Linked DNA regions of Homo sapiens: region 2 is linked to region 1. A link is a loop called in an ENCODE intact Hi-C map of the cell type or tissue named here. Cell type or tissue: heart left ventricle. All regions are shown on one strand. Each heading gives the region's core, and the rest is flanking DNA. Links, peaks and the distances in the headings are about the cores only. Region 1 holds the start of ANKRD1 (ankyrin repeat domain 1). Region 2 overlaps XLOC_008559 (a long non-coding RNA gene).

The links. Peaks named below come from ENCODE experiments on the same cell type or tissue, not always from the same donor. Only the 100,000 strongest peaks of a DNase experiment are listed, where the experiment ranks them.
Region 2: a loop joins it to region 1, with 11 times the contacts of the local background. A loop is called at or near these places in 25 of 110 quality-filtered maps.

Annotation. Positions count from the first base shown.
Region 1 is chr10:90,916,825-90,928,784 of GRCh38, forward strand. ANKRD1 (ankyrin repeat domain 1) reads right to left here and starts at 4,263. Exons shown (of 9, transcript NM_014391.3): 1 at 4,177-4,263; 2 at 3,345-3,524; 3 at 2,307-2,444; 4 at 2,041-2,148; 5 at 908-1,006. The coding sequence starts at 4,203. It also overlaps the pseudogene RNU6-740P. RefSeq lists an enhancer at 8,466-9,352. In heart left ventricle, for the core only: no CTCF peak of the experiment used is centred there; a DNase peak (open chromatin) is centred at 4,295; H3K4me3 peaks cover 3,847 bases; H3K27ac peaks cover 5,223 bases.
Region 2 is chr10:90,979,058-90,991,017 of GRCh38, forward strand. XLOC_008559 (a long non-coding RNA gene) reads left to right here. Exons shown (of 6, transcript NR_131214.1): 4 at 6,403-6,488; 5 at 11,641-11,665. LOC107984252 (a long non-coding RNA gene) reads left to right here. Exons shown (of 3, transcript XR_001747547.2): 2 at 1,518-1,786; 3 at 2,163-2,219. Among named protein-coding and RNA genes, the nearest start is that of XLOC_008559, 38 kb to the left of the region's middle. In heart left ventricle, for the core only: no CTCF peak of the experiment used is centred there; no DNase peak of the experiment used is centred there; H3K27ac peaks cover 4,836 bases.

The sequences.
Region 1 (11,960 bases), core at 557-8,556:
CCTCATCTAGGGTCCCTGTCGCTCTTTCTCTACTTCTGTGGGTTTTCTGCTCATTTTTGCTAGCACAGCCTCTGTACCTCAACTGTAGTCACTTGTGTCTACAGTTGTAACGTGTATAGTTACCCCTAGGAGACCCTCTCCTCACTGATCTATGTGGTTGGTATGCCCCTGGCCTTAATCCCACACTCATGATTTTTAGTTTCCATGCAAACTTCATATTTTGTTTCTTGATTTTTTTTTCAATGTGTTTATGTTTTGGATTCAATTTTGGCCAAGTCCCTTGGATTTCTTTGATATCCCGTTGCCGCTTTGCTATAAAGTCAAAATGAGCTGCATTTAAATACATAAAGAATTTTCCCAGCTCAATCTTCAGTTCATAAATTATGCTGCATACTGGTCTTCGTAGAAATCACAGTGATTGAATTATTGAGGTCTGAATAGCAGCTACTTTCCATAGATGCAATTCATTTCATATGCAGTCTAGCCCCAAATCTCATTGGTAGCAATTGGCATCTATCATATAAAGTGTGCAGCTAGAGAATTCGTATATGTTGCTGGCAGCCAACCATAAGCAGGCTGCCCTGTGAACAATGGAGGGACAAGGCTGTTGAAAGGCAAGTGTCGAAAATGAATGACTAACTCGCTGATGAGGATATTGAATTCAGTTTAACAGCTTTCACTTCCTTCTTTTCCCTGAAATATTCCTCTATTTTCAGTATGTATGGAAAATATTTTCACATGACCTACTCTCATCTCCCAACTTTCCTTTATTTGGAGAAATGAGCTTTTGCCTAGTTCTCTCAGATCAATTTTCAATCCAATCAGCTCGGTTTTGCATTGGAGGTTTTCCGGAGCTTCATATAGTCTACTTCTTTTGGCTCATTCCCAAGCAAAGAAATATATTTACCATATCACGGAATTCGATCTGGGCTCCAGCTTCCATTAACTTCTCCACAATTGCCAAATGTCCTTCCAAGCATGCTCTATGAAGAGCTGTCCGTTTATACTATCAGAACAGAGATTTTAAACAGAGATAGCAATAAATATAAAAATGTGTGTAAACCCTTTTAAGAGCTATGAAGCTGGAGATTCTGATGACCTAACTGATAGAAACTCAAGTGCTTCTTTATGAATAGAAATGTCAAAGTTAACTAAAATTGCAGAATCAGAACAATTATCCTGCAACTAATATTTGAGCTTCCTCCAATATACATTTCCAAGGGCTCAAAGGCCTACGTTGAGGAGTGTGAACTTAAAGGCTCAAAACTATCTAAATGCTGACATCTCCGTTTCTTCTATCTTGCACCTTCCTTGTTCATGTAGCATTACCATGCAGATCAGACAGCTTTCTTGCATCTGGGACTGTTGCTAGACTATCAAAAAGTTTCCATTCATTTTTAGGAGAATGGGAGACATGTTTTTAGTTCAACTTCAGAAGCGGTCCCCAATTTCACTTCATGGGGGAAAGAATACAAAAAGATTAGTGATTTCTGATAAATTGGCTTTATTTGAATGGGCTAATGAACTATTAGAGCTGGAACAACTTTAGGCGTTATTTCACTCCAATGCCCCATGTTTACAGATAAGGAAACCACAGCCCAGAGGATGCAAATTAGCTGCTCAAAACCAAATAGCCAAGTAGTGGTACAACTGGCCCCTGAACTCCAATCTCCAGATTTCTTATCTAGTGTTGACGTGCTTGGTTTTAATCAAAGATGATGCTAATAATATATCTCTAAAGGTGACTTTTTGGCCCACATTAAAAGTCTTATCCCAAGAATCTAAGAAGTTAAAGAAAAACTGAAAAATCAGCCAGATGTATATGAGTGCAAAAAACAATGCAATCCGTATCACTGATCTAATATCTATTTATTTTTTGGACCACTGAACTCTCCTATTAGGCTCCTGGCATACACAGCAACAGCTGGGGAAACTGTTTCAGGTGGAAGGACTTTGGCACTATATTAGCAAGACTGGAGTAAAGCATAAGAAACATAAAATTAATGAGCTGGATTTTGCAGTGCTTTGCATGAGTCTTACCTCATCACAAACATCTGGATTGTTCTTGTCTGACAAGAATTTTTCTACTACTGGCAGTTTATTCTCCAGAGCAGCCTTCAGAAACGTAGGCACATCCACAGGTTCCGTCTAAAGCCAAAATAAATAAATATATATATATATATATATATATAGCATGAGAGTTACCGTGAGCTTGCCAGCATTCAATCAAACCCTCCACAGATATTTGCTCCCCTGTAGCACAACACTGGACATGTATTACTGGAAACCAAAAAAAAAGCCCTTACAATGATTTCAGGTTCTGGTTCCTTTACAACTGGAACTTTAGTTTTCCTGTATTTTTTCCTTTTCTTCAGTTGAATGATTATTTCAAGGTCTTCTAAATTTTCAAGCTTTGATCTTTGTTCTAGTTTTTTCTTTTTGAGCTAAAAAAGAAATTCGTATTTCAAAAATATGGTGAGTTCTACTGACAAGCATTCTGGTTGTGTCTAAACTAAATCTGCAAGGTCTGAGATAAACATGTGAACAGTTTGAGCAAAAACATTTTTTAAAAATTATATAAATCTTTGACTTCATTTTAGGGATTTCTTATTCAGATATTTATCTGGGAGTCTAATTTTCAGCTAATTGCCATCATCTTTACTTCTGTTGCTTGTAGAATCAGCCCTTGACCAATTGAGGACACGATCTGGTCTCTAAGTGATGACTTTGTAATTAATGCCATAAGCAAGTCTTAGATTTTTAAAGGATTTTTAAAATTATGCTCAAAACTTGGTTTAATTTTTGAGCATGATAAAAAGAATCTAACAATAAATGTTAAGCTCTGAAATATCAATGTCATTCTCTTTCACTAAGCAGAGCCTTCTAAAACAGACTGTCCAGGGACCACAGCTAACTAAAGCAAATTTTATCTGTGTTAGTAATTAAGGAAAATTCACCCAGAAACACAGATTGTGTCAACACAGATAGCAGACAGTTAAACAATGATCTATGGACCACAGACCATGTTATTGAGAAAAAGAGATCTCCGTTGCTTGGGATTAACTACATGGTGTGTAACATCAGGAATTCACTGGACATGTGTATCTTTCAATCAAAACATGGTCACAGCACATTTATTCATTGATTCAGAATTCAGAGGTCATAGTCTTGTCAAAGAGTTATTTCCCAAAACCTGTTCCATACAAGTTGCCTCTTTACGGGTTAGAATCTGGTAAAGAGACATCTTAATGATTGGGTTTGTTTCTCTCTTCTCCTTCCCTGACATTTCCATTCCCTACCCCAGCCCCAACATCCTACTAGTGGATTCCACAGATGGCTCTCACCTCTGCCTCTCGTTGTTTCTCGCTTTTCCACTGTTGCTCCCCCAGGGTCACAGGGTGGGCTAGAAGTGTCTTCAGATCCTCCTGCTTCTCTAAAGTAACAGCAGCTTCATACTCTCCATCTCTGAAATCCTCAGGAAGGAATTCCCCTGCCTCCCCATTGCCATTCTTCTTTCCAGTGACCTATGAGGGAAGAAGATGGCAGCGTCAGAAGCAGCAGCCTCGTCCTGGGTCATTCTTCACAGACAATGCCGCAGGAGGCTCTTGGTCCTTCTCCCCTGGGAACAGCCACCTTTGAGCAGTGCACTCTCAGATCTCAAGCTGCGATGCACACTGCTACAATTGTCCCAGAATTACCTTCAGATGCTTGTCCTACTCTCTTGGTTAAATCAAAGCTTGGGTTAGGTTGACAGATTAAATCTACTTTTAATCTGCTTAATCACATTTCTTTTAGGAAAATCAAAAACCTTCTCTGCTTAATTAAAACTCAACTTTAGGTACTTTTGATGAGTTTCGCCTTATTGTAAAGTTTCCGGGCTTACATTCTTTCAATAACACTTCTTCCCTAAGACATTTTGATAACTACACGTGATTCCACACTGTAGTAATAAAACCAAAGGAGAAGATATTAAATAGGAAATATGCAGAGAATTCATTACTGGTAGCTCCATTTTTTTTTTCCAATTTCACTTGTTTCATCACATCAACCTTTTTCCATATATGACATTTTCAGAGTTCCCTTGCATTACACCTGAAAGCAAAGGGCATTTCAATTTTCAAATAAAAACCAAGATGAACCAGTTTTCATTTTATAAAATTAATGCATCTTACATACCAGTTCCTCTACTTTCAGTACCATCATGTTGGCTGAAGGAGTCTTGTATGTTTTTCTGTCGTGGAAGGAATCCCTGGAGTTGGCCCTGCTGGGCCCCTCCACACCGGTCAGCTTATATAGCTGGGGCCGGGTGAGATAATCTTCCAACCTGGGAACCGAAGTAACACTCCCACCCCCATTAGGAGCCAACTCAGAGGCAGGTGAATTTTCATTCCAGACTCAGTGTCTGGGAAGCTGAAGAGGGAGGGGAGGACAAGCTAACCCTGCTGAATATGTGAATCAGGAAGAAATGTGAGAGGGCCATTCCTTTGGTGGTGATCACATCGCTCAGCAATGCAAGTCATCCTATTTGTCAAGAGTCAGGGGACAGCTGTCTGTTGACATTGCACCACATCACTGCCCTTTTTTTCTTTGTCAGCTTTCATATGACTACCTATCAAGAAAATGTAGATGCCCTACATATCACACCCCCAGTAATATCTTTCTGATAAGCAGACTTATCAACACTTCACTTAGGGGAAACTTGTCCCAGGACATCCTATTCCCTGGGTAAACAGCCTGAGGGGAAGGGATCTGGGCCCTAAAGGCACTTGTCTATATCTGTTTGGAATTCTTTGGAGTGATGTCTGGGGCTAAATAGGCCCCATGACATGCCACCTTACCATCATTATAAGAAATTGAAAGCATTCAGTAATGCACTTTTCTTTTATGATGTCACTGGCCATAATTAGCACATGACATGCTTACCGTGTTCTAAAACAGCATAATAATTGGAGCATTTTTACTTCAAAATGGATCAGAGTGGTCAAGAAATAGAGTAAATGAAACCAGCTATCAGCCGGGTGCAGTGGCTTACACCTGTAATCCCAACATTTTGGGAGGCAGAGACAGGAAGATTGCTTAGCTTAGGAGTTCAATACTAGCCTGGGCAACATGGCAAAATCCCATCTCTACCAAAAATACTATATATATATATGAAAAAAATGAGACCAGTTATTAGCAATGGCAGGACTCTGATTAGGTCATTGAGCTGAAGTTCTCAAATGCTGTGGGGAAAGGAATCACCTGTGGGAGCTTGTCAGAAATACAGATCCCTGGGCCCCACTCCAGGGAATTCTGAGTTGATTTATGGTAACTCGTAGGAATCATCTTGAATTTCAAAGCACCCAGATGATTCTGATGCATCAAGATTTGAGACACGTGGCTGGAGGGATAATGCACTTTGCTTCCGGAAGGGTTGAAAAAGGTCTCTATTTCTGGTTTCTAATCTTTGAGGTGTAAATTATGTAAAAATACTGGGGTCTTTTTATAGTTTCAGGAAAAACTGGGTTTTTTTCAGTAAAAGAAAGGAGAGAAGAATGGGAGAAGGGAATTGTGAATGGAGGGAAGTGTTAATTAGGAAGTTATGTTTGACCTTTGTGTGTCTATTTCTCCCCAAACTCACCCAATCAACAAATGTGGCTGCCATTCTCCTCTTCCCCCTTGAATGCTCAGTCAGTGGATGGTGTTTCTGAAACTTTGAGAAGACATCGACTCCCCACCCCAAGACAAAACATTGACAAAGAGGGACCCTCCCAGTACCTCCTGTATCATATGTTCCGGTCTCCTAATATTCTATCTTAAAAGGGGGTTAATTAAAGGAAATCTCCTGGGCTTTTCTTTGAGATGGACACAGCTATCACTATTTTCTTTTTAATTTTTTCCTTTTCTCTTTATTATTTATTTATTTTTAATATATGGAATGTTTCACAAATTTGTGTGTCATTCTTGCACAGAGTCCATGCTAATCTTCTTTGTATAGCTCCTATTTTAGTATATGTCCTGCTGAAGCAAACAGAGTCATTACTATTTTCATTGGTCTCTTCATCTAAGTCAGAAGTAGTCATGGACACTTTTTCTACCATTTCGTATGCCTTTTTGTTCCAGGCCTGACCCAAACTGAGGGAGGTATTAGGAGGAGAAGTGTTTGGGGGAAGGACTGTGGGATGTTTAAGGGTCTTGGATATGAAATCCCAGAGCTGTCCATGCCCTCGAAGTTGGAGCAAGACTAATGCTCTCATTTTACAGAGAGGATGCTGAGGCAAAGAAACATTAAGTAACTTGCTGCAGATGCACAGCTAGTTGGTGAATGCTAGGTTGAAGAGTCCTGATTCCATCCAACAGAAGCAGACAATCATTGAGCCCAAAAGATTTCCTAGGGCAAGTCTCACCTAGACCCACTCAGGATGCAACCAAAACTGATTAAATGGCTCCTTACTGTTTCAATCACCTCAAAGAATGCAAGTGAAAGTGGGCAGGGAGGCTTACCAAGCCCTTTTCTTTCTCCAGGCATTTAATTATCCCTTGAAACCTAGCTGATTCTATAGAGAGGCTCCAGGAAGTCTTGAAGAAAACTTTGCAGAGGATGACACTTGAAGATGAGTTGATGGAATGGGCTGAACTTAAAGGAGCACGCTGGTGGATGCAAGGATGTCAGGGCTGGTGAAATCACTGCCAGTTCAACCTTTTCCCATGTTGATCCAGCTTGTCATTATAAAACATGAGAGGTACAACTTGAGGATAAGTGGTCAGAAGATGTAAAAAGAATATGACAACAAATAAAGAAAAAAAACATGAGAGAATCTGCTTTTTGAAAAGAGATTCTAGGCACCTTTAGCTCTCTAAAAAGATAAAAACAACAACCATTGTATTTTCAAATCGTTCTTATTCATCAAAATTGAGAAAAAAATTCCCCTGGCGGAGAGTTTTCTGTCATTTGTTTTTCAGAAGCATCCTTCCCATAAAAGTTCACCCAGTGGTGTAAATTCTTATATTTGTGTATTTGGCTTTATCATAGCCTCAATCTGGACATAATCTATCCTTACTAAGATGAATTAAAACAATAAAGGTCCTAGTTGGTTCTACAATCATAAAGCAACTTGGCATCACCCATCTCCAACCAGAAAGAGTAAAGGAAGCATCCCTGAGCTTCTCCAGTGTCACCCCATGAGCCTTTTCCCACTCCCCTCAGGATTTATGCATTTCCATGGGTGAAATGACATGTGACTAGAATTAGGACCATGGTTATAGCTGGAGAAAGTGAGAAGCAGAGAAGTAGCACCTAAAGCAATTACTGCTGTCACCTAGGGATTAAAAGAGGCGCTTGGACCCCACCCAGATCCATGTGCCATAGCTCAGCTCCAAGTCCAAGGGCAGTTTTATCTTTCTGTATAAAATATGAAGTTCCAGACGTTCTACTTCTACTCCAACTTTTCATTCTTATATTTTAACTATATAATAGACACATTATTGTTAAAAATAGCACAGAGAATGTTATTTAGTTCAGATCTTACTGTCGATTTGATACTTGATTATTTTTCGCTCAGTAACCGTGTCTTACAGATTGTCTCCTATCTGCACAAACAAATCTATCTTGCTATTAGAAACAACTGCATGAATTTCCATGCACGGACCTACCATTTCTTATTTAACCACTTTCTCATTTGTGGACATGTAGGCTGTTTTTTTAAAATGGGCATTTTTATTTTCTAAAAAGGCATTTTATAGCACATAAAATTTTATTGTTATTAACACTCCTTGTCCTTAGAACACCCAACTTGATACTAAAAGGAAGTGCTCCAAGGACTGTAGCCAGATTCTGACTTGGAAACCTCCTTGTTCCACTGTTGTACTTACAATTGCTCATTTTGCCATCCCTTTTAATAGCCTTCCCAGTCCCAGCTGTTACGCACCTTCCTTGGCCCAGAGAAGTGGCTGACTTAGCCTGACCAGCAAGCCATGGCTCAGTTACGTGTTTGAAAATGCCAAAGGAAGGTCATAAAAGTGAAGCAAATAAGGTTTAATGTTGTTTCCCCTCCCCTGCCAGGAATGGGATAACCTGTATTTGAAAAGCAGAAAAGTACTGGAAACATTTTCAGCAGGATTGTGGCACCTGCCTTCCTTGCCTCTCGAAAGGCAGAATCAAGACTAAAGTCCTTCTGCCCAGGACTCTGGATAGAAAGGGCACAAACTGCCCTAACACAGTTGGGCTGCCCACAGTAGGTTACTTTTTACGGATATCGGTGGCCTCCTGACGTTAGAGGTAGGTGAAGGCTGTAGGTCTCACCTCCACACCTTACAGCAGGTGCCTTGTTACAGTAAATAAGGTATCTCAGTGCAAATTCTGCCACACATATGAACTCACACCAGCCAACAGGCACAAAGGGCCACATGCACTATTCAGTAAACTCATGAAGCCCAGCCCTTTGTCCATTTAGGCCCTTGGACAGTGTCCAGCACAAAAGATTCGCTTGACTAGGCATGGTGGCTCATGCCTGTAACCTCAGCACTTTGCGAGGCCAAGGCAGGAGGATCACTTGACCCTAGGAGTTCGAGACCAGCCTAGACAACATAGCGAGATCCTGGCTCTATGTTTTTTTATTTAAAAAAAAATAAAAGAAAAAGTTTCACTTGAAGCAAATGAAACCACAACCACATTCTGGCAGCATATTTCAGCTAATTTTCTAGTCCACTCAAGGTGATTACAGACTCCTCCACATATGGCCTAACACAAGATAGGATGGAGTCCTAGCACTCACTATAAGCCTAGGACTCCAACTGCATAGAAAAGTGCCTGACACATAGTGGGGCTAAATAAATATTTACCTGAGACCCAGCAGGGCTCATATTCTTTTCTAACCAAACCACATATTTCAAATTCTCCTTTCAATGAGAAATAATTGGTAACATTTCTCATGCTAATTAACCATTAATCTGTCAATACTATCAAAGGTAAAGATAGGTAAAGTACTTGGGATTACCTCCACTGGAGTGGGGGCAGCTCATTAGTGTCTTTCAAATGCTAACTAACCCCAACAGTTGTAATCGCAGAGTCAGGGCTTCTCAGGTGTGAACTAACATTTCTTCAAGCAGTGATTCTCTAAGCTGGGTGCATCTTAGAATCCTCTGTGAAGCTTCTAAAAAAATGCTGATGCCCAGGCTTCAGCTCAGGCACATGAAATCCAAATCTCTGCTCAAAGATCCAAGGAATTGGTATTTTTTAAAGTTTTCCAGTTGATTCTAATTTCCTCCCAGCATTGAGAATACTGCTCGAGGGTGTAGAATTAAATGAATATGTATCTAAATACACGTGTATTTTCTCCAAGTTGTAGTGGACAGTCAAGCTATTGTTATTCTGGTCTCAGAATTTTGATTGTTGAAGACTCTTGCCTATGCTAAGACCATGGGAAACACACACATACAATTTACTCATTTATTTTTTATTTTATTTTATTTTATTTTATTTTATTTTATTTTATTTTATTGTTTTGAGACAGAGGCTTGCTCTGTTGTCCAGGCTGGAGTACGGTGGCACGATCTTGGCTCACTGCAACCTCTGTCTCACGGGTTCAAGCAATTCTCTTGCCTCAGCCTCCTGAGCAGCTGGGACTACAGGTGCATGCCACCATGCCCAGCTAATTTTTGTATTTTTGGTAGAGATGTGGTTTTGCCATGTTGGCCAGGCTGGTCTTGAACTCCTGGCCTCAAGTGATCCTCCCGCCTTGACCTCCCAAAGTGCTGGGATCACAGGCATGAGCCACTGTGCCTGGCCTACTCATTTAATATTTATTTAGCTCTACTTTGTGTCAGGCATTTTTCTAGAGCTGAGATATACTTATGCTCTCAAGAGACACACGACTCTGCCCTCACGGCATTCACACAGTTTTACTGAAGTATTTAACAAAAACTACAGACAATATAACATGCTTCTTCTGCCACAAATCAAGAAGAGTGAGGCGAGACAGTAGTTTTGTGGGTCTGGTGGGGATGGGATGAAGAATCAGGAGGCTTACCTCTAAATCCTGGCTTTGCCCTGTGTTCACTGGAGCAAGTCCTCTCACCTCTTACCATCTCAAATCCTGAAGTTATAAAAGGAGAGCTGAGAACAAAATGATTTCTAGGGCCCTAAAGTTTTACTGAGGTCTCAAAGTCACTGAATCAAAAGGTAGAAATAAACATTCATAACTGCAGCATCACGTGCGGACAGTGAAGTTGATTCTCCAATGCCTCTAAAAGAGGAAACGGTCCATAAAGCTTTCACTAGCCCAGGATATTTCCACTATCTTTAAGACATTCTCCCACTTGATAAACATAAAAATTTCACACTCTCTGTTACATGGATAGAAATTTCAAGAAGATCAACTTGGGGTCAAGATGAAATAAAAGTAGTGGTAATTTTGATTATGCCTCTTCAAACCTTCTAAGACCGCAGAGATTTTTATAAGGCCTCATCCTCTTTCTTCCCCTTCTGAGAATCCCTGCCCAAGCTCTTGCCTAGGCTGACATCTGTCCCCATAGAAAAGGTAGTGATAAGTGTCCAGGAAGGGATCTCAGTGACTTTCTATTACATTCTTATTTCCCCAAATAATGGGTTCTTGTTTAGGCCCCCTACACTGGTTCCCAGAACATTAGGAAGGCAGAGCCTCTAACAATCAACATTCTGGGATTGTGATAAGGACAACTGGCCTGTCTATTACAACCTCAAGAAGAATGGGTGTGAGTGGGAGAATCAGTTAAAATGTGAATGCATAATGGTTCCCCTCCCACCCCTCAACTTTCTCAAAAGCCAAATTTACTTCATGAGATTAAATTTCACTCAATGGACGGTGGGATGATGGAGAGTTTGCGTTGAGATGATTTTTTAAAAGGAAGTTTGATTGTCATAGTAACGCTCTGAAAAGATTTTGATGCAACTTTGGAATTACTTCACACCCAATTACATAGAACATCTACTTGGAATGAGAGATAAGTGCTTCTGTGACTGCAAACATAGATAGAAAATCCATTAACCTTTTTAGCCATTTATTAAAGCAGAGGAAAATTATTTTTAAAATGCAATTTCTGACTTCAAGAAGAAGTACCGAAAAAAATATTTTCTTGGTGTAGTTTGGAGTTTCCTAATAAAGGGCAAATGCCACAGAATATCTTCACTATGGATTCCTTGGGAATCAGAGAAATTTAGGGCCAGTAACACACTGAGTGGTCATTGAGTCCACTCCCTGACCAGGAAGGGCCAGAGTTAGGCAGGTAGAACCCTATTACTTTAAAAACTAAAACCTCCCTTTGTCGTTATCCTCATATTTAAAAATCTTACTGCAATACAGTTTCTTGTGGCTTACTTACAGCTGGGCAGCTTAGTCTGTTTGTCTCATTCTAGCTTCAGGAATGATCATCACCAAAAACACGTATTGAGCATTTTTTCCGATGACTTTTGCTAGTCAAAGGGAAAAAAGCTAAAAGGTGAAATTACTGCCATTGAACTGCCATTACTTGAACTGCCATTACTTGAACTACCTTCATCCACTGGATCAAAACCATTTTCATAACTGGGTATTGTTAAGCTCTTCAGAACATAGGCTTTTGGACCATTAGAAGGGCTTTCACATCGTCTAGTCCAGTTCTGTAACTGTACACACTGGAGCAAATGACACCTGAAGAGGTTCTATACATATGTATTATCTTACTCATTCAATACGTTTGTTTAGTCTGTTCCTGTGGGACAACTTGACATTATCCATTTCCTGAAGTGCTGCAACAAGAAATACCGTACACACCATCACTTATGTTCTTACCAAAAATTTTACCCTGAATCCAATTTCAGACAAATTCAGAATGTAGGACATTCAACAGGGCAACTATCTTGGGCTCTTCAAAAAGGTAAATGACTAGAAAAACAAAACAAAAAAGAAGTGAGGAATTGTTCTCTCTTTGATTAAAAGAGAAGAAAGAGCATGAACCTTGGTGGG
Region 2 (11,960 bases), core at 2,648-10,647, 64 kb after region 1:
TCCTCACCTTCTCAGATCTGCAGGCCTTCCAGTGCAGAGGGAAGATCTGCCTAAGTAAGTTTACTGGTTAGAGGAGCAGAAAATGTATGTGTCCTGAAGCAAGATGCTGTGAAAGAGAAAACCCAGAAAAGGCTAAACCTCAGTCCTTCTTCCAAATCATCAGCTTAGTCATTCACCTACCCTTGGAGAGGGGAGCAAAGGATAGAGAAGCTGTCAGAAATATTCTAGTTTTTCCTCCTGGGGAGGGAAGCACAAGTTTCTTGTCCTCTATGGAAATGTGCAGCAGCTTTGGATCAAAAATAAACTGGACATGGATGGATGGTGGTGATGGCTTCACAACAGTGTGAATGTAGTAAACACCACCGAACTGTACACTAAAAACTGGTTAAAATAGTACATTTTATGATATTTACTACAATTACCCAATCACTGTAAAAAAGGAACTGGATCTAATCATGCTTTTGATTTTATTTTTGCTTTGTTTTGAATAGTTAATATATTCATATGATTTTAAATGTAAAAAACACAAATGGCCCCTTCATAATCTTTTCCTAGCTAATGCAGTTTCTTCTTCAGAGGCAAACAATAAAAACAGCATTTTCATATTCTTCCAGAGATATTTTACGCATTCTCTAGCAAATACATGTTTTAAAAATTTTTGACACAAATGGTATTGTATGTTACACACTGTTCTGCAATTTGCATTTTAACTTAATGAAATTTCTTGGGGAATGCTCCATATCAGTGTATCAGAGTTCCAGCATTCATAGAGCTATACGTTTTCCTAGAGCACAGATTTCCGTAGTTGGCTTAACCAGTCCCCCTTATGTGCAAATATAGATGTTTTTACTCTTTTGTTGTTCCAAACAGTGAATATCCTCTTATGTGTGTCATTTCTCATATTTATCTACTCATAAGATAAATTCATAGACATGGAATTGTCCAATCTTGGTTTTAATAGTTTTCATTATAGGCCAACTTGACTTTAATGCTGTTGAGTAGACATTTGGAATGCAGTACTAACTGACCAAGACCTCTAATCTAACAAGCTATCCAGAAAACTGATGATGTCTTTCTTACTCACAGATCATTGTTCCAGTTTCATATGTGCACTAAGGTGGGAAAACTGTCAAACAGACCCCAAGAAAATAATGTCCATTTTCAAAAAGCAACTCTTTCTGGCAGAGGTCTGATTAGCCCATAACACATAACTATCTGATTATAAATGAGCTTTCTTAAAATAATTTTTAATATTTTTTCCCACTGTAATTTTTCCATGTTTCTATGTATGCTATACATTTTTGTTTTGTAACAATTAAAGGGCCCTGACAGGTTAGCCAGAGAAAGTAATATTTATTATCTGTATATTAAGATGAGAAAACAAGGAACATAGGCCAAGGGAAGTTTCCACTTGTCCAAAGTCACCCAGCAAGTTAGTGGGAGAGCCTGAACTAAAATGCAGGTCACAACCTAATCCCATGCTCTGTTCACTGATCCATATTTGTCCTTTTTGCCAGTTCTCAAAAGTAAGTGAGCTGTTCCTAAACCTATTGGGTCTAGAAGTGGTCTCAGTTTATGGGCAGCTGACGATGTCTCACTATGAAGAACTTGTCCTGATGGTGTGCAGCTGCTGAAGATGTATAGCAGGGATCTTCCATGGGAGGTCCAAGAAGGCTGATATCTTCCAGGCTTGCCTATAGGTATATGTGGCTCACATGCCAAGATGGGAACAAGTAAGTCTGAGCTTGGAGAACGTTTGATACTGCTAAGCAGAGAAGAACCAGGGGTGAGTGAATTTTGTGCAATGGGGAAGAATTCTTCACATTGTGTGTACCAAAATGCTATGAACTATTAATATAGTCATGCTTTGCATAACGATGTTTCAGCCAACAATAGATCACATATACTATGGTGGTCTCATAAGATTATACTGGAGCTGAAAAATTCCTCTTGTCTAGTGAAGTAGCCGTCATAACGTAGTACACAATGCATTATTCATGTGTTTGTGGTGATGCTGGTGTAAACAAACCTACTGCACTGCCAGTCATATGAAAGTGTAGCACATACAATTATGTACAGTACATAATACTGGATGATGATAATAAACGACTGTGTAACTGATTTATGTATTTACTATGCTATCCTTTTTATTGCAATTTTAGACTGTGCTCCTTCTACTTATAAAGGAATAAAATTAACTGTAAAGCATCCTTGGGCAGGTCCTTCAGGAGGTATTCCGGAAGAGGGCATTGTTATCATAGGAGATGACAGCTCCATCCTGTTACTGCCCCAAAGACCTTCCAGTGGGACAAGATGTGGAGGTAGAAGACAGTGATATTAATGATCCTGACTCTGCGTAGGCCTAGGCTAATGTGTGTGTGTCTTAGTTTTTAAAAAAGTTTAAAAAGTAAAAGACAATTTAAAAATTTTTATTAGAATAAAGCTTACAAAATAAAGATATAAAGAAAGAAAATATTTTTGTTCAGCCATAGAGTGTTTGTGTTTTAAGCTTAGTGTTATTACAAAAGGTTCAAAACTTTCAAAAAATTTAAAAGTTTATAAAGTAAAAAGTTATAGTTGGCTGAGTGCGGTGGCTCACACCTGTAATCCCAGCACTTTGGGAGGCTGAGGCAGGTGGATCGTGAGGTCAGGAGTTCGAGACCAGTCTGGCCAACACGGTGAAACCCCATCTCTACTAAAAATACAAAAATTAGCCAGGTGTGGTGGTGGGTGTCTGTAATCCCCACTACTCAGGAGGCTGAGGCAGGAGAATTGCTTGAACCCGGGAGGCAGAGGTTGCAGTGAGCTGAGATGGTGCCACTGCACTCCAGCCTGGGCGACAGACCAAGACTCTGTCTCAAAAAAAAAAAAAAGTTATAGTTTAATTTTTAAGGTTAATTTATTATTGAAGAAAAATTTTTAATGAGTTTAGTGTAGCCTAGGTGTACACTAGGTGTTTATAGAGTCTACGATAGTGTACAGTCATGTCCTAGGCCTTCACATTCACTCATCACTCACTAACTCACACAGAGCAACTTCTGGTCCTGCAAACTCCATTCGTGTTGAGTGTCCTATGTAGGTGTATTACTTTATATCTTTTGTACTATATTTTTACTGTATTTTTTCTTTGTTTAGAAATGTTTGGATACACAAACACTAGTGTGTTACAATTGCCTACAGTATTCATTCAGTACAGTAACATGCTGTTGCAACCTAGAAGCAATAAGCTACACCATATAGCCTAGGTGTGCAGTAGGCTACACCATCTAGCTTTGTGTAAGTACATTCTTTGAAGCTTGCACGATGACAAAATTGCCTAATGACACATTTCTCAGAACATAACTCCATCATTAAGCTACATAACTTAAACCCCTGCTATGCAATGAAACTCAGGTAGCATATTAAAAAATAGATAACTCAAGCATTGCATACAGAGAAGCCATTCTTGGAACACCAGACAATAAGCATTGCATTAGATCAGAGCAGTTCTGGGCACATCTATGGTCAACAAGAAATATTCTCAAAGTCTGAACTTTGAGCTATAGTAGACAGACAAACTAAGAATTCCTCAAAGTTAGTATTTCCAACCGTGATGTAAGAGTCTATTCTGAGTGTTGTGACAAACTATCTCCAGATCTCGCTAGAGTAACACAATAAAGGTTTGTTTCTCACCCATCACAGTCGGGTATGGCTGTATGAGGGAGGCGTGAGGAAGGATCTGCTCCTCGCCCATCACAGTCGGGTATGGCTGTATGAGGGAGGCGTGAGGAAGGCTCTGCTCCATGCATTCATGGAAGTGGCCTTGATCACCAGCCTAGCACTTCACTGGCAGGGCTCAGTCAATGACATCTAGTGGCTGGGAAGCTCGGAAATGAGCTTTCCTTTGTGCTCAGAAGTAGGACTTGGGCGAACACATAGCAGTATCTCTGCTCCATCCACATAAACGGGCTCAGAACTTAAATGGAAAGAGACGCTGAAGAGGGCATCAAATATATGAGAACTGGAACAGGGAAAGGAACAAAGATCTGAACAGGATCAGATAGAGATATTTGCCTACAGACAAGTCCTTGGTTAAAAGACCGTGGAAATTGATTCTAGAACTATATATTATTTATGGCTTGTGGGACGCAGAAATGTGTTCTGGTTACCTGTGCAATAAACTGTACATACTTCTCATTTCAGAGTTGGAGTCAATCACTCTCTGTTGGCCTTTTTTGCTGTCTTTACAAAGTCATGGGTTAACGAACCCTACTGGGTACTTCTAACATGAGGTGTCTGGGCTGGGAGAGTCTTACTGGCAATTGATGTCAAGATTCTTCGTCCAGAGGCACAGAGCAGAAAGGTTCTTGGTCCACAGACACCTTAAAACAAGGCCACCCTGGCCAGGTTTATTCCCGTCTGGCGGCCTACACATTTCTTATATCCTGGAAAAACTGGTGAGCAAGCAAGTGTCGACCTCAGAGTCTCTGACAGGGCTATTTTGAAACCACACACCATGAAAACTCTCAGGGAAGTTAAAAAACAAACAATCATAACCAAGGCAGTTTAGCTGTTTTGAAAAGAGATGGAGCTTCATTACTTCAAACCCAAATTTCTGCAAGCCTGACAACCACCTTACATCAAAATAAACGTCTACCTGCTAGCTGAAATGTTTAAAAACACAGGTGAGCTCTATTCTCTGAAATACAAGCCTTCTCTAACCTGAGAAATGTAAATACCTATGAAGGTGGGTCCATGAAGGGGAGGTTGATGAGGATGGGCCTATGTAAGAGTGTGTGTCAAGGTTGTTACTTGTATTTGTGTTACCCTGTGGATGTGTGTGTGTGTGTGTTTGTGTGTGTGAGAGAGAGATTCAGAGCAGGAAGAGGAAGGCAACTCACATGGATCCATGTTTTTCGTAACACTGTGTGAAACTCCAGTTAATTGACTGTAAAAAAATAGGAACCCACAAGTAACTGACATTAGTACCGCTGAAAGGCTCCCAGAAGACCTAACTCTTGCTGGCTCCATAATCACAAGCACCTGCAAAGCTCTGCCTTGGTGAGGAGAGGGCAGAGCACACCTGCTAACCGACATCTGCCTGGAGGAAGGAAAGACAGAGCTTCAACCCTGAACACAGAGTGCTGGTCTCTCTTATGTGCTTGACTGTCATGCTCAGTTGCATTGTGCATGAGTCTGCCTGTCAGCCTGCACTGAATTTTGCAGCACTGTTCCAGGGTTTACTATCTGCACTCTGTTCCCAAAGACCTGTTGCCCCTACCTGTGTGCTCCCGGAGGAATCTGGTTTCTATAACAACAGACCCCATCACCAGCGTGGTGCACAAGGCCACCTGCCAATCCATTCTGATTAAGCCCAGCCCTCAGCCTGTCCCCTCCAGACCTGTCACACCAATTCCCATTCAGGCACCAGCACTGATCATCAGTATTTCCCAAGAGTGGAAAGGGGAAAATAGAGACTCAGTAAATATATGTAAATAAAAGCAGAGTTTTCGTAAGCCATTCTAATCTTGATATAGTTTGCATTTCCTTCACTGTTGCTTTATAAAAGCCCTCTTAAGCTTGCAGCAAGAAGAATAGGAAGTCAGCTGTCAATTAGCTTACTATGATGTTTTCTCAGTCATATTTTGAAAGAGAAGTTGAATTCAACATTTTCCAAAAATCTGCAAACAGCAGCATGCTGCATTTATGGAGATGACACCTTTTGTGGGTTTTTCTCTTTCATGGGTAGGATTTTTCGGAGAGACCACACTGGGAGAAGAGAATAGGTGAGGAGTTGCTCTGTGAGCTTGCTGCAATCTGGAAGGAATAAAGTTGCAGAAATAGGAAATTGGAAGCAGAAATAGGATATAGGAAAGTCTTAAGGACTACGATTTTTGTATTGCAACTAGATTCACCTTTGCAGCCATCCTTTTAACAAGACAAGCCACTCAACTAATACATGCTCTGAAGGAGCGAACAGAACTGACTAAACTAATACAGAAGCAGGGGCTCAGTGGCTGCAGGTTGCATGAAAAATTACCCATTGCAGTTGCAGGGCCCCATTGTGAGCACCGGTCCTCTAGGAGAATGCTGGGCTACTTCTTTCTTTACCAATTGTTGCTAAGAGCAGGTGACCTCACATGCTGTTTTAGCAACTCTTACTACTGAGAATTATTCTCTTGGGAAGTTCAGAAGCTGGCAAAATAAATCTTTGTATTCACTCTGCTTATATTCTGACAACACTGACTAAAATCCTCTACTTTGAAAAGGAAATATTCTTCCCAGGCAAATGCAACTGATGAAATAGATTCTCTGTGTGTGGATTTGAAGGTGTTAAAGTAATGATACTAATTGCTTTCATTTTGATAAGCTTTACAGGCTCCAGAGTTCTCTCACGAGTTCCATTTCATTTGATATTTGCAGTTACCATGTGAGGTAAGCAGAGCTGACCTTGACTGGCATCTCTATCAGCAGCTCAGTGGGATTAAATGGCTTGCCAATGTCACAAGGTGAGAAGTTGACACGAATTGCAATGCAAATATTCTGGCAAATAAGTTAGCAGGCTTTCTATTCTACCATTCTGCTCAACTTAAAAAATAATCCTGTGGATTTTTAAAACTGTAATGGCCACTCATGCACAAGCCCCTGGAATATTCACAGGCTGATGAAAGCAATCTATTTTGGTGATTCAGGGAATATTGAGCTGCTGGTTTTGAGCAAAAGCAGCTGATGCAAATAAGCATGATATATTCATATATTCATCCATTTGAAAGAAATCTGATGGCAGGAATTTTCTCCCAACAAAGCAGATTCTAGGATGTGCAAGCATCTGTACACACGCATGTCATTCTCTGCAACCTCCATGCTTATAGGAGACTCCTTGAGCATTAAGACTTGACAGAATCTTAGAGGTAATTTTATTCAACTTCATGCTACAGGGGAGGAAAGCAGGTTCAGAGAGCAGCGTTTGCCCAGGTCACACAGTTTATAGTTGTCAGACGTAGGACAAGACCCCAGACCTTCAGATATCACACTCAGTTCAGAGTGATTCTTCTGAGTCCCTGGGAGGTTCCAAGTTACTACAGTACCACTAAATTACATTCAATGCAGTATTTAAGCAGATGAGGCCTTTTAGCAGGATTTAGAGCAACAAAGGCTGAAATCAAAGGCCTTTGATTAGCTTAAAGTTGTTCTGACAGTGGATCTCTCCAGAGTATGGGCTCACTGGAAATCAGTGTCCTACAGCCTCAGCATTGGAGTGTGAAGCTGGAGTTGGCTGATGCTTGGTGTGGTGTGATGGTTGGGATAGGATTTGGCTCTGTGATCCTGTGCTTTCTACATGGCTTAGTTTATCAGCCAGAGCACAGTGTGAGTCCCAGAAAACCTGGCCAAAACAATCCTAACCCATGTAGCAAGGGGCTACGGTATTTATTCAGGGGCTTTCTCAGAAGGCTTTCCAAATAGTCCATTGGAAGGTCTATTTTCAAACCTCAGTCCAAGACCAAACCACTTAGAGTTATGTCAGCAGCTTTGCCCTAGGTGTCCCTGAGCTGTTGTCAGCAGGTTTCTAAAAGAATCACACTAGCTTGGGACTCGCACTGTGTCTCTGAAGGAAAGTCCTGAGAGGAGGGTCAATAAGAAACTTTCCCTTACATCTCTGCATCAGGAAATTTATCAAAGTAGGGTTGAGGGATGCTTCTATGGTGTAGCAGATACTGTGTGGTGTGCTGTCCTGACCCATCTCAGGACAAAAGCACATACCCTCCCAGATGCTGGGAATGTGGCCTGCTGATGGCCCATAGCTGAGTTTCACCCCAGGGATTGTCCTTGATCAAAGGTTGCTGCCTCAAGATTGCAATGCCTTCCCTGGGAATAGCCTGCATCTGACCACAAGTCAATGTAGGGGTACAAAAGTTTGGCCCCTTTGCTCAATTTGGGCCATCTTTGAAGGACTACCCCAGCTCCACAGCTCCCTGGGGGTTGGGCTGAGGCCTCTGTGCTACTGCCTCAGAGTGCAACTCTCCATCAGTTCAAGCCTTCACCACCCACCCTTTTACAGATGTTGTTTCGCCACAGCACTCCCCAGTAAACACCTGCGTGCAAATCTTTGTCCCAGAATCTTTTTCCCAGGGACCTTGACATACCACAGACACACAGACATGCACACACTCAGACATATTCTCTTTTGCCTTCTTTAGTGCCAGCATCTTGTCACCTGATGGAGAATACTCTATCAACAACTACATATCAAATGTCTGCAATGATCTTTTCTATCCAAACAGCTAAAGAAATCTGTATTCCTTTCCTATGGCTGCTGTAACAAATGACAACAAACTTGGCGGCTTCAAACAACACACATTTATGCTGTCATAGTTCTGGAGGCCAGAAGTCCAACATCATCATTTTTACTAGGCCAACATCAAGGTGTCAGCAGGGCTGGGCTCCTCTGGAAGCTCTAGGGGAAAATGCAGTTTCTTGCCTTTTCCAGCTTTTAGAGCTGAATTCTTTGCATTTCTTGGCTTGTGGTCCCTTCCTCCATCTTCAAAGCCAGCAGCGTAATGTCTTGCTTCAGTGGTTATGCTACCTTCTCCTTCTGTGTCAAATCTCTCTCGGCCTCTGCTTTGTAAGGACATTTATGATTGCATTTAAGACCCACCTGGATAATGCAGGCTAACCTCCCCATCTCAAGACCCTTATCTAATCACACCTGCAAAGCCTCCTGCCATATAAGGAAACAATCACAGGTTCTAGGGATTAGGACCTGGAGATCCTTGTGGGCCATTATTTAGCCTACCATGGAATAATAGAGCAAGTTCTGAGACATATACATTGTGATTTCAATCTGTAGTTTATCTTCACCCCAAAGTGAGGTAGCCTCAGAATCTTCTTTTTGCCATCCATTTGCTATTGTCCCAGGCAAACTGGTCTCAGCTGGGATGTCTACTTCTTGATTTAGGCCTTTATTAAGAAACACCAGTAATTGTTACATTTTTACCTGCTGCTGCTAGAACCCCTCTCTCTGTCTCCCTCCCTAACCCTGCCGGGTGGCTGCCTTTCTACCCCCTCTACTCACCAGATTGTATCTGCACTCACTGAGTGACCCTGTTGTCTATGTGGGAATAACACTGTGGCCACACTATGGCATTGGGCGGGGGGCAGGGTGCAGGTGGAAGAGGAGAATAGAATAGTGTTTTAAGCCTAATCAGCAGATTCCTGTGTCACTTCCTTAAAGGATTCTCTGTCAGTAGCAATTTGGGATGATACCGCGTGACCCTTCAGAATGGAATTGGAATGGCTGATCTTCACATACTCATTGACCAGAAATAAGACCAAGAAATCTGCAATCTCATTTTTTCCCACCCCCAATTATCTATTTTTTAAAAAGTTGTATTGATTGGTTGAAAAGTCTTTTTTTTTTTGAGAGATAGAGAGAGAGAAAGAGAGAGAGAGAGAGAGGGTCTCACTCTGTCACCCAGGCTGGAGTACAGTGACGCAGTCATGGCTCACTGCAGCCTCGACCTCCTGAGCTCAAGTGATCCTCCCAGCTCAGCCTCCCAAGAAGCTGAGATCACAGGCCAATGCCACCATGCCCAGCTAATTTTCTGTAGAGATACGGTCTCACTTTTTTGCCTAGGCTGGTCTCGAACTCCTGGGCTCAAGTGATTCTCCCACCTGGGCCTCCCAAAGTGCTGGGATTACAGATGTGAGCCATCATGCCCAGCCTCCTACCCCCCATTCTTTTAGCTTGTTGTTTCTACCTCCTCTCTGGACCATATGGCTTGATCTACATATTTGTCTCCCCCACTAGAATGTGAGCTCCTTTCTTCATCTTTCTGCTCCAATGTAGCAACTACCAAGGGGCCACCTGACAGAACATGGCCGCTGCAGAGGAACCCTGCTACCTGCAGTTGGTGACATGGCCTAGGTCCCAGAGGCCTCGTGGTGCCACACACACAAGAACAGGCACCAACAACCAGTGACATTTTGACAGTCAAATGGAACCTGTGACTGCCATCTGTAGATGTGCCAGCCAAGAATGTGACCCTGGGGAAAGCCCTTCACACAGGTCTTTCCTTGGTGTATTTATATTTAGTTCCAGCGAAAAACTGCAGTTGTTTTTCTCAGTGACAGGCATCAAACGATAACCGAAAAGAATGAGAAATAATTGTTCCCTTTCTCCCTGTTAGGAGATTGTACTCTTTGAATTTGGGACCACAGCTCTCTGAACAGCTAGCTCTCCCATGCCTGGCTCATGAGACATCATAAATGTTGATTGTATTAAAGACAATTTAGAGGGAAAGGACTTGAATTCTGGTTCTAAGCTATTAAAAATATTTCTACATTTTAATTTTTAAATTAAGAAAGATTTTGTACATATGGAAAGGTGCAGAATATAAAACAGACAACCATATGCTTACCATCCAGATTAAACAACTGTTAACGTTTTCTCGTATTTACTTCAGATCACTTGAAACAAAAGAAAGACAAAAAGATACGGCTAAAGCCTTGGCCCCCTTCACTCACATCCCTCCCCTCCTCCCCTCTGCAGAGCAACTTCTGCCTGAAGCTGGTGTGTGTCATTTCCATGCATGATCTTGTGCTTTCAGTACATATTTGTATATCCAAAACAATATTTACTATTGTTTTGTGTGCATTCTTAATTTACATAAATGGCATCATATTGTAAATTCTCTTGCAACTTGGCTTTTCTTACTCAACAGTACATTTTAGGGACTTATTTATGTTGTGTGGATACAGTGTAGACCTAGTTCATTCATTTTAACTTAATTGTGAAATACCATAGTTTACTTATCCATTTCCCTATTGGGTAAAATTAGTTATTGCTTTATTGTCGTTGTTGTTTATTGCAATGAACATGCCTGTGCATGCATCTTTGTGCACGTGTTTGTTAGTGTAAATGCCCTGAAGTGAAATTGCTAATTAGTAGGAAATATACTTCTGCACCTTCCTTAGCAGAGACAAATTGTTCTCCCAAGTGGTTGTACCTATTTGAACTCATGCTAGATTAGAAATCCCTGTGTTCCTACATCCTTACCATCATTTGTGAGGCTTTCAATTTTTCTTATCCAATAAGTACAAATGACATTTTATTTTTTTAATTCACATCTCTCTAATTATTCATGAGCTTAAGCATTTTTACATGTTTACTAACCAGTTGTGTATGTGCATGTGTGTGCATGTGAGAGAGAGAGAGAAATAGGTTTTAATCCTTTGTTCTTTTCTTATAAATTTATAGTTGTATTTATTCTGAAGTTCTTATCTGAGTTGAAAAGTGTTCTCACAAATGGTATCTTGCCTTTTAATTTTGTTTATGTCATGTTCTATTATAAATAGCTTTTTAATTTTCATGTAGTTAAATTTATATGTCTTTTCAAGGTTTGTGGGCATTTGTCCCTTAGTTAATAAATCTGTTTCTAACTCTACATTCAAGATATTCTCCCACATTGTTTTCTAAAAATTCTAAATTTTTTTTCCCTTCACATTTAAATTTTTGTCCATCTGGAATTTACTTTTGCTTATGTGATGAGTAGGGATCTAATTTTATCTTTTTCCAAGCAGAAAGTTAATTGTCAAGGATGATCCAGACTTTCCCGCTGTTTGAAATGTCATTTCTGGTGTTTTTTTTTTTTTTTTTTTTAGATGGAGTTTTGCTCTTGTCACCCAGGCTGGAGTGCAGTGGTGTAATCTCGGCTCACGGCAACCTCTGCCTCCCAGGTTCAAACGATTCTCCTGCCTCAGCCTCCTGAGTATCTGGGATTATAGGCGCACGCCACCACGCTCAGCTGATGTTTTGTATTTTTAGTAGAGATGGGGTTTTGTCATGTTGGGCAGGCTGGTCTCAAACTCCTGACCTCAGGTGATCCGCCCACCTCGGCCTCCCAAAGTGCTGGGATTACAGGTGAGAGCCACCGCGCCTGGCTGAAATATCATTTCTGTTAAATACAAATTCCCATATATAA